Regions from separate parts of the Homo sapiens genome. Here region 2 is linked to region 1. Evidence: read pairs that join two places in POLR2A ChIA-PET (ENCODE). Cell type or tissue: PC-3. All regions are shown on one strand. Each heading gives the region's core, and the rest is flanking DNA. Links, peaks and the distances in the headings are about the cores only.

Evidence for each region. ChIA-PET counts read pairs that join two places held together with the same protein. Peaks named below come from ENCODE experiments on the same cell type or tissue, not always from the same donor. Only the 100,000 strongest peaks of a DNase experiment are listed, where the experiment ranks them.
Region 2: POLR2A ChIA-PET joins it to region 1 with 8 read pairs; 2 of 35 experiments call an interaction of 5 or more read pairs at or near these places.

What each region holds. Positions count from the first base shown.
Region 1 is chr11:73,296,510-73,301,882 of GRCh38, reverse strand. It overlaps P2RY6 (pyrimidinergic receptor P2Y6), which reads right to left. Exons shown (of 3, transcript NM_001277204.2): 3 at 3,258-5,373. The coding sequence starts at 5,364. The coding sequence ends at 4,378. Among named protein-coding and RNA genes, the nearest start is that of ARHGEF17, 9.1 kb to the left of the region's middle. In PC-3, for the core only: no CTCF peak of the experiment used is centred there; no DNase peak of the experiment used is centred there.
Region 2 is chr11:74,034,231-74,039,603 of GRCh38, reverse strand. It overlaps C2CD3 (C2 domain containing 3 centriole elongation regulator), which reads left to right. Exons shown (of 33, transcript NM_001286577.2): 30 at 1,906-2,126; 31 at 5,326-5,373. Among named protein-coding and RNA genes, the nearest start is that of UCP3, 28 kb to the right of the region's middle. RefSeq lists an enhancer at 1,754-2,953. In PC-3, for the core only: no CTCF peak of the experiment used is centred there; a DNase peak (open chromatin) is centred at 2,143; H3K27ac peaks cover 3,027 bases.

The DNA of each region.
Region 1 (5,373 bases), core at 254-5,253:
TCAGGAGTTCGAGACCATCCTGACCAACATGGTGAAACCCCATCTCTACTAAAATATAAAAATTAGCTGGCCGTGGTGGCATGTGCCTGTAATCCCAGCTACTCAGGAGGCTGAGGCAGGAGAATAGCTGGAACTCAGGAAGTGGAGTTTTGCAGTGAGCCACGATCACGCTATTGCACTCCAGCCTAGAAAACAAGAGCAAAACTCCGTCTCAAAAAAAATAAAAAATAAAAAATAGGCCAGGCACGGTGGCTCATGCCTGTAATCCCAGCACTTTGGGAGGCTGAGGCTGGCAGATCATGAGATTAGAAGATAGAGACCATCCTGGCCAACATGGTGAAACCCTGTCTCTACTAAAATACAAAAAATTAGTCAGGTGTGGTGGCACGCACCTGTAGTCCCAACTGCTCGGGAAGCTGAGGCAGGGGAATCGCTTGAACCCAGGAGGTGGAGGTTGCAGTGAGCTGAGATGGCACAACTGCATTCCAGCCTGGCGACAGAGCAAGACTCCGTCTCAAAAAAGAAATTAAAAAACTAAAAATAAAAAATAAATAAATAACTTGCATAGCATAACACAGCTAGTAAATGGTAGAGCCAGGACATATGCCAGGATGGTCTGGCTCTGGAGTCTGCACCTTCCATGCTATTTGGCCTCACAAAGGGAAGCTTGGAATGGAATTTACCTGTGGGTCACAATTTCCACTCCTGGAAGAGTAAGCAAAGGGTCACAGCTCTTGGAGGTCAGCTGGGACAGTCATCTGGGACTCTCTACAGGGGCTCAGGTGGGCTACGAGCAGAGGCCCTGTCCCCTGCCCTTGCTCTCACTATCCCCTAGCCCCCATCCCAGGCAATTGAGAAGATTGGTCTCAGACTCAAAGCTAGATGCAAGGTGGGTCCTATGTGCCCCGCTTGGCACGGCGGGGCACCGTACAGGGAATAAAAACCAGCCTCTGTCTTCTAACATAAATCAGTCTTGCTGTGGTCACAAGTCAAAGTTCCTTCTGTCCAAATGGTCTGCCTCTCCAGCAAGGACACTTTGAATGGCCTCCCAGGGTGGGTTGGGCCTGGGTTTCCAACTTCCTCAGCCAGCTGCAAGCACACCTGTGACATTACCATGGTGTTTAACTCCTCCATTGCCCCTCTCTGAATGACCCTATTGCCCAGCAGCTTGGGGACTAGGTGGGGCTAAAAGAAAAATATTGCATAAGTTATACAGTCCTTCCCCTCCCTGCTCTGCCTTCCAAAAAGACAGTTTCTGTATGGTGCACCAGCAGCCAAGGGCAGGCTAGATTGTTCTACATAAGAAAAACAGATCTGGGAGGAGGGCACAAGGACTGGAGGAGAAGTGAGGGGGAGAAGAAATGAAAAAAAAAAGTGGCAGAGAGAATGAGGAGCTGCAAAGGAGTGGCTGAGGGGTGGTTCTGGGAGGGGAAGAGGATTTGGTGGAGGGTGTGGGGTCTTTTTTTTCTTTTCTTTTCTTTCTTTCTTTCTTTCTTTTTTTTTTTTTTTTTTTTTTTGAGATGGAGTCTCACTCCGTCCCCAGGCTGGAGTACAGTGGTGCAATCTTGGCTCACTGCAATCTCCGCCTCCTGGGTTCTAGCAATTCTCCTGCCTCAGCCTCATGAGTAGCTGGGACTACAGGCGCCCACCACCATGCCCAGCTAATTTTTGTATTTTTAGTAGAGACGGGGTTTCACCATGTTGGCCAGGATGGTCTCAATCTCCTGACCTCATGATTCGCCTGCCTCAGCCTCCCGAAGTGTTAGGATTACAGGCATGAGCCACCACACCTGGCTGGGTGTGGGGTCTTGTGTGCTACCAGTCCCCTTTGCTGCTTCCTCCAGGGACCTTCGGTAAAGATGCCTTTCCAAGGCTTTGAAAGGCTCGGATCTGCGTTTGACATGCCTCCTTATGAGATGGCCTCAAGGCAGCTCTCTGGGTACCCACGTCAGAACGATGGGCCTGAGAGGGCAGGAGGGGAACACGGCGGGAACAGTCTGTCATGAGACTGGTCAGTAGGCTTCCAGCCGTGGGACCTCCATGTAGCAGCTTCCTGGTGGCCCTGAGGCTCTCAAGCTGCTGGCTCCTCCATTTAGAATGAAGCAATGTTGAACAGTTGTTTCCCCTCACTTAGGGGCCTGGTGGAGGTACCCCAGGTACAGAGGATACCCTAAGGTTGAAAGAGCCACACTTGAAGAGGTAGATGAAGGAGAGGTGGATCAGGGGCTCATCCTAGCATTGAATGCTCTGGCCCTACCCAGCTCTTTTCCTGGCCACCCCCTTCCACACACCCAGGCCCCACCCCACCCCGCCTACCCCCCATTTAATCGAAACTCATTGTTGCTTTACAGCCAATTTTTTTTTTTTTTTTTTTGAGACAGAGTCTTGCTTTGTCACCCAGGCTGGAGTGCAGTGGTGCAATCTTAGTTGACCACAACCTCCACCTCCCAGGTTCAAGTGATTCCCATGCCTCAGCCTCTGGAGTAGCTGGGACTATGGGCACCTGCCACTATACCCAGCTAATTTTTGTATTTTTTAGTAGAGATGAGTTTTTGCCATGTTGGCCAGGCTGGTCTCAAACTCCTGACCGCAAGTGATCTGCCTGCCTCGGCCTCCCAAAGTGCTGGGATTACAGGTGTGAGCTACCATGCCCAGCCCCTCAGATCATTTCTAACTCTGGGTTTTGCACACATCACGCCCATGCCTTCTACTGGGAGTAGCTCCAGAGCTGCTTCACTCTGCTTTTTGAATTCCTCCTGGCTCAAGCTGATCCCTTCTTCTTTTCTTTTCTTTTTTCTTAGTTATTATTTAATTTTGTTTTGTTTTGGGTTTTTTTTGAGACAGGTTCTCGCTCCATCGCCCAGGCTGGAATGCAGTGATGTGATCTCGGCTCACTGCAACCTCCGCCTCCCAGGTTCAAGCAATTCGCTTGCCTTAGCCTCCCGAGTAGCTGGGATTACAGGCACCAGCCACCATGCCCAGCTAATTTTTGTATTTTCGGTAGAGACAGGGTTTCACTGTGTTGGCCAGGCTGGTCTCAAATTCCTGACCTCAAGTGATCCACCTGCTTCAGCCTCCCAAAGTGCTGGGATTACAGATGTGAGCCACTGCTCCCGATTTATTTTAATTTTTTTAGAGACAGTGTCTCCCTCTGTCGCTCAGGCTGGAATGCACTGGATCACTCCTAGCTCACTGTAATCTCGAACTCAGCACCTCAGCTTCCTGAGTAGTTAGTACTACAGTCAGACACCACCACACCAGGCTATTTTTTATATTTTTTTGTAGAAACAGGGTCTTACTGTGTTGCCCAGGCTGGTCTAAAACTCTTGGGCTCAAGCATTCCTCCTTCCTTGGCCTCCCAAATTGCTGAGATTACAGGCATGAGCCACTGCACTTCGCCCCCTGCCTCTTCTAAGAAGCTTCCGCCGCTTAATCCCTCCATTGGCTTCCCACTGCCTGGAGCATCTGGCTAACTCTTGCCCTTGTCTGGAGGGTAGCTGAAGCACAGCTCCCATTTTCTCAGCTTTCACACACGCAAGGCCATGTGTCCTCTGCTCTGGCCCTCTGCCTGTCTGCCCAGGGCAGAGCCCAGCACGAGGCTGGCCCAGCTGGATATGCATGGAGCATACCTGGGTTGCATTAAAGTGCTCCCCACTTCTGCTTGCCAAGTTCCCACTCAGCCCTCAACATCTGGCTCAGATGCTCCCTCCTCAGAGAGCTCTTTCCTGACTCCTTGGACTGGGTCATGGGCACTGTCTGTGTACCCCCTCCCCCCAGCCATGCTTCCCTCTGTCACAACCCTGATGTTGCTGTGCCAGTCTGTACTTCCAGCAGTTGGGAGCCCGTATGGACCAGGGCTAGGACTGGTTCTTCTAGGGCCCCAGAACCAACACAGGCCTGAGCACAAGGTGTCAGTAAAGGCTTTCTAAATAAATGGAATATCACTCCTCTCCAGAGAGCTCATAATCATCCCTCAAAACCCAGCTCAAATGCCCCTTCCCAGAAGCTCTCACCTCCCCCTCTCATCTTCCCTCACCCGCTTCATTGGTGACTCAAAGCATGGAGCATACCCCTTGATGACAGTACACGTCACACTGTATTTTTGTGAGCACCTTAATGTGGTTTCCCCAGCTCTCCATGGCTGACTGGGACCTCTCAAGAGCCAGGCCCAGGTCTGTCCATCTCCATGCCCACAGGGTCTGGGCCAGAGAAGGGGCTGAAGAAATAGTTTTTGGTGAGCTTCTGGGTCCTGTGAGGGATCTTAACTCCATGCCCAGCTGAGCTGAACTCTAATTCTCCGCATGGTTTGGGGTTGGTGGGGCTCCTGGTGCCCCGGACACAATGGCAAATATGAAGGCTGCCCAGGACCTGGAGGACTCAGCGACCCTGCCTCTGCCATTTGGCTGTGAGTTTCTGTAGGAGCTCATGTGGTCGCCGGCGGAACTTCTTCTGGGTGAAGTAGAAGAGGATGGGGTCCAGCACGCTGTTGGCACTGGCAAACGGCCGCGTGCCTTTGTAGGCCGCTGCAAAGGCCTCCAATACAGTGCAGGGGACGCCCGGCGTCGAGCGCACTGCCAGGTAGGCTGTCTTGGTGATGTGAAAAGGCAGGAAGCTGATGGCAAAGGCAGCAGCCACCACCACGGCCATGCGGGCCGCCTTGCCACGCCGCTCCTGGGCCACAGGCTCTGCCGGGCCATCCTGGCGGCACAGGCGGCAGGCCAGGAGACAGTAGCAGGCCAGCAGGGCAGCAAAGGGCAGCAGGAAGCCGATGACAGTGAGAGCCATGCCATAGGGCATATAGTGGGTGGCCAGGGCAGGCGGGCTGAGGTCATAGCAGACAGTGCGGTTACGCTGGATGCCTGTGGCAGCGAAGATGGCTGTGGGCAGGCACTGGGTTGTCACGGCCAGCCACACGGCTACACACACTAGCCAGGCAGCCCGGCGGCCCCCACGTTTGTGCCAGGGGGCCAGCGGGTGGCAGATGCCCAGGTAGCGCTGGAAGCTGATGCAGGTGAGGAAGAGGATGCTGCCGTGCAGGTTGGCATAGAAGAGGAAGCGGACCAGGCGGCAGGCGAAGTCGCCAAAGGGCCAGTGATCACCTTGGGCATAGTTGTAGATGAGCAGGGGCAGGGAGCAGGCATATAGCAGGTCAGCCAGAGCAAGGTTTAGGGTGTACACGGCCGTGCGGGTCAGGGCCCGGCGGGACGTGCAGATCTGGGTAATGACACAGATGTTCAGCGGCAGGCCAGCCGCCAGCACCGCCGAATACACAGGTGGCAGCAGCAGTTGCTTGAAGTTCTCGCGGTAGACACAGGTGGTGGGTGGCAAGCCCAGAGCCTGGCCTGTGCCATTGTCCCATTCCATGGCTGCCCA
Region 2 (5,373 bases), core at 102-5,101, 740 kb before region 1:
AGTTCGCAAAATTTAGTGTATATCAGAATCCCATGAAGGGCTTATTACAGCACTGATTGCTAGGACCCATCCACACAGTGCCTGATTCAGTAGGTCTAGGATAAGGCCTGAGACTCTGCATTTCTAACAAGCTCAGGTGATGCTGCTGCAGCTGGTCCTAGAACTAGGCTTTCAGAACTACTATCTAGAGGAATTCTTTACCAAATGGGCGCGAAACAAGGTGAGATCAATTTGCATAACCTCCTTGGATTCAGAGAGCCCTTAAACAGTGCTGCATTTGAATCACAGCTATCATTTCAGGCCTGCAGAGCAAGTATTAATAAACCTGTGTTTCACAGATGAGCAAAGTACAGCTTGGTGTTCATAGGTTGACATGCCATGGTTCTACATGGTTCTACACTGGTCTAACAAGACCAGTAGATTTGCTTATTTCCCAAAGCTACCCCAAGTTACATTTGTTTGCATGTTCCTCCTGCAGATGTTTATCCATGTGGCATATACCACGATATAGACACCTAAGTGATTTGGTACACACCACCGTGACTTGAGTCTTGGCCTCTAGTGATAGAATAAGGATCAACTTTGTCCTCTCATTTGGATTTTCCTCTAAGATACGCAGACTGTTTCTAACAAAAGGATAGAAAGACTTTCAGTTCATGTCACAGGTATTTGGTGTCCATGCTGTGTTGATTATACCAGGCACATTGAGTGTACTAAGGAAATAGAGAAGTGTGAGATATATCTTCTATTCTGAGACGCCCATGGCCTACTTAGGGAAACTGAACTAACATATAATGAGACAATTAAGGGAAAATCTAAGAAAAAGTTTGATGTGTGAAATGATGAGTGTGAAGGTGTTTAAGGGACAGGTGGTGCAAAGATTTGGGATAATGGACTTTGAAAAGAAGAAATGTGAGCTGCAACCTTAAAAGCTGACTGGAATAGAAACAGAGCAGGGAGTTGCTTGAACTGGGGTTCCAGTATCAGCAGAAGTATGAGGAAGGAACGAACCCAGCTGGAACAGAGTCCATCTCATATGGAAAAAGCATGACTTGGAGTCCCAGATTCTGAGTAGCTACATACTGCTCCCTGCTCTGGACAAGTCACTTAACTTCTCTGAAACTCAAGTTGCTTATTTATAATTACTGATCTCATATGATTAGCTGAAAATTAAACAAGATAATATGTTTAAAAGCATAAACATAAAATCCTATGCAAGTGAAGGTTGGTGTGATTTCTTATTGGAGAATGGTGAGAATGTGGCCCTATTAAAGGCTTTTAAACAGATTTTTAAAATCACTTATTTATGTCCTTTTATCCATCCAGCATTCTTTTGTTTTGTGCCAAGCACTATGCTGGGTGCAGTAGATGTAAAGGAATCAGCCCAGAGCTGACCGTACATCAGGGGAAATAGGTGTTAAATAAATGAGTGATGTGATGGAAGAGTGCAGAAAGAACTATGGAGCACAGAAGAGGAGCCCCTAAACCAATTTAGGGAAGGCTTTTTAGAAGTTGCTTGCCTGAAGGATCAGGAATGGTTATGAGGTAGCAAAGGACAGTGTTAGCGCAGAGTAGGGCTTTATTCTGTCAAAGTAAACAGAAATAAGGACTGGAATGGTGGTCAAGAATGGTTCCTTTCTGAGGAAGTGGCATTTTTGCTGGACATCAGATGAGGAATCGCATTAGACAGACAAAAGGGGGAGAAAGTTGCCCCCAGCAGCAGGATTGTAGTCAGAGGAGTGAAGGATGAGTTGGTGGATTGGAGAGAGAGGGACTTAGTATATTAATAGACCAAGTGAGAGGTATTAAGGCTTTGGCTCAAGCGGTAGTGTCCAGGGGACATAAGAGATGTTCATAATCTCCATGAATTACCCCTTTGTCTTCTTCTCCCCCTTTTGTTTATAGGAAGAATCTGAGTGAGCTTGATCAGATTCAGAGGTACTTCCGCCAGAAGCTCACCAAGCCTTTCCTACCCCTCAGCCCTCAGACTCAAACGGCCATCTCACAGCACCAGGAGAGCTGTAGGGACCATCTTGGGCCAGGTGCCAGCAGCCTAGACCCTGGGAGCCAGTGTATCCTGGAGAAATCCAGTAACCTGGTGTTGCAAGTCAGCTCCTTAATCACAGGTATGACTCAGATCCTTTCTTGTTGAGATGTTATGGTCACTAGGTGCTAATTCAAAAAGCATTTGAATGTGTTCCTTCGGACAAGCCCCTATGACAAATAGAGACCAATTGTTTTCACCCTCTTCCTTTTTTTTTTTTTTTAACCATCTTGCGTTTGAAAAGGAGGGACATAATAGTATGGCACAGCAACATGGGGCAATGGAAAGAGCACTGGACTGACCCAGGTCCTTGATGGGCTTCTGGTACAGACTTAGAGTCTGACTCTGAACGTGTCCTTTCCCTTCTTAGACTTCAGTTTCCCCAGCCAAGAAAAGAGTGGGGTAGATTAGATGAGTGGTTCCTCAATAGCAATTCTTGAACTTGTGCCACTCTCTGAGAAAATAATGAACAATAAACATATTTAAAATTCTAATTATGAAAGCCCAGAAGTCTGCACTTTTAACAAGCACCCTAGATGATTCTGGATGTTAGCGATTCATAGTCCACCCTTTGAAAAACCCCTTTGGAGCAGTGGTTCTCACTTTAGCTGCATATTGGAATTATTGAGGGACTTTTAAAAAACCCCATGCCCAGGCTGTACTGTAGGTCAACAGAATCTCTGAGGTGGAACCCAGGCATCAGTATTGTTTCTAACTCCCCAGGTAATTCTAGTGTGTAGACAAGACTGAGACTGCTCTAGAGCAAATATTGGCAAACCTGCCTGAGCATAAGAATCACCCGGGGCACTTACTGTGAAATAGAGATTCCTGGGTCCTACTCCATCCTTCTGAATCAGGATCCAGGGTCATGACCTAGAAATCTTTATCAAGCAAGCTTCAGGGAACACTGGGAAATCAACTAGATCAGCATCTTCAGCCCTCACTTGTTTTTGCTTGAGCGAAATGTGTAGATTCTACACAGGGATGAAGAAGTTCAATTTTCTTTGTCTAACAGGAGAGAAAAACACCTTGATTAACACTAAGTACAAACCTTCTTTCTGTCTTCTTCTTCCAGATACCTAACCTGTTGGTATCCATGGCCTCAGATAAATGCTCTGTGTTTGACTTCCACTTGCTTGGATATTTTCAGTCAAGTGTTTATTGAGCACCATCTGTGCCAGGCACTATTCTGTTATTTGTCCCAGGAAGATACAGTGGTGGATATGACAGGCATTATCTCCCTTCATCAAGCTTATATTCTATAGTCAACCAAAGAAAAATCCTCTCACAAAGAAAGTATGACAGCAAAACAGATGAAGGCTTGTTTGGAGTAGAGGTGGAAACAAATAGGGGAATCTTTCTAAAGGGGCATATTAAAAGAGGAGAGAGAAGGGAATTGTGGCCAGGCACGGTGGCTCACACCTGTAATCCCAGCACTTTGGGAGGCCAGGGTGAGTGGATCACTTAAGGTTAGGAGTTCAAAACCAGCCTGGCCAACATGGCAAAACCCCATCTCTACTAAAAACACAAAATTTAGCTGGACGAGGTGGTGCGCACCTATAATCCCAGCTACTTGGGAGTCTGAGACACGAGAATCGCTTGAATGCAGGGGCAGAGGTTGCAGTGAGCCGAGATTGTTCCACTGCACCCCGGCCTGGACAACAGAGTAAGACTCTGACTCAAAACAAACAAAAAAAAAAGAATTGAAGCTGTGGGGCCTAATGTTTATCCTGGAAGAAATGGAAAGTTCTCAGCAAGCAGACAACTGAATGAGAACTGGTTTTCACAAGGAGAATGAATTTAAAAAGAGAAAGATGATTAGATCAGGGAAACCATTCAAAAAAAAAAAACAGCAAAAGCCTGCCCCTGCCTCCATTATGCTCCATTATGCCTCAGTATGCTGTTTTTACAAAGCCATCAGACAAATGGATATGAGTGAAACTTGAGAGAGTTACTGAGTGGGGTTTTTTTTAAGCCAGAGCTATATGCTAGGCTAGGCCCTAGAGATACAACATGATTCAGACATATGGTTCATGCCCTGAGAAGCTCACAGTCTGATGGGGTAAACATACAATTACACAGTGTCATATTCTTAAGTGCTTCCTTATAGAACAAAGCCATGTAGCAATCTTATTTAACTCGTGAATCTGGGAAGGCCTCCTGGAGGAGATCCAATAGAACATGGCCTTGAAGGCTGGGCAAGTTTATAAAAAGCAAGAAGACTGCTCTGAGACAGAAAGCATGTTCAGGCCAAAGGATTAGGATTAACTAAACATGCTTCCCCATGCCTATTCCTATTTACAGGTAGTAATGTTTCATTTTCGTCTATCTACCCATTCCTTTGAGGCCTGAAAATCATCAGTGTATAATATTAAACAGCCAGCACCTCCTGTAGAGTGAGCCCTCTGTTAGGTGCTGTGAGGGAGATGTGACCCCTATTCCCCAGGAATCAAATTTGCCTTCAGTTCCTAATTTTCTCCTCTCAAATAATCTTGCAAACATGTATCATTTACTGGGTCTATTTATTAATTGATTCACTCCCATTCCATCCCAAAAATAATTTGAGATGACTAGTAGCTTCTGTTTATTAAGTGGTTATATATTCACCACACAGTGTATGCCCATTTCTTTCGTGTATTCTCTACTGTAACCTTATGAAGTGGGTGGTGTTGATTACACTGTACAGATCAATAGGCTCAGAGAGGATGGTTTGCTTATGATCACAAAGTTAACAAGTGACAACAGAGATTCGAACCCAAGATTGACCGGCTCCAAAGCCTATGCTCTTTCCAACATACCTTGCTGCTTCTATTTTCTGTGTAAATCTTCCCTGCCTTATCATATGGGTGATAGATATTTCCTTGCTTTTATTTTCGAAGTAAAATAGGTAGTTTTAATAACTGTCATCAAATAGGTAAATAAGTGGATTCTCATTTTGATTTTTAATATAGGTAGTTACTGAAGTAACTGGAAGCATGAACATGCCCACCAGGACTCCCAGCTCCCAACGATTCCTGAGCATGAGCAGATAGTCTCTGAAAGCATTTCCACAGATGTATCCACAACTATAGATTAGATTCTGGTCCTCTGATATTAGAATAAAGTACTAAAAATTGTACCGCCTTGAATATAGTCTCACTGAATCTTGGGTGGACTAATTTTCTTTATGGTTTGTTCAGAGTCTGATTGCCATAGTGCTTCTGAAGCTAAAGGCTAGTGTGGGAAATTTGAGGGGTCTGTGGCCCTACCTTGTAATAAGAGTGATATGTGTTGCTGTTCAGATCTGCAGACTATCACCAGGGATTCGCAAGCAGCTTTGAGTTCTCACC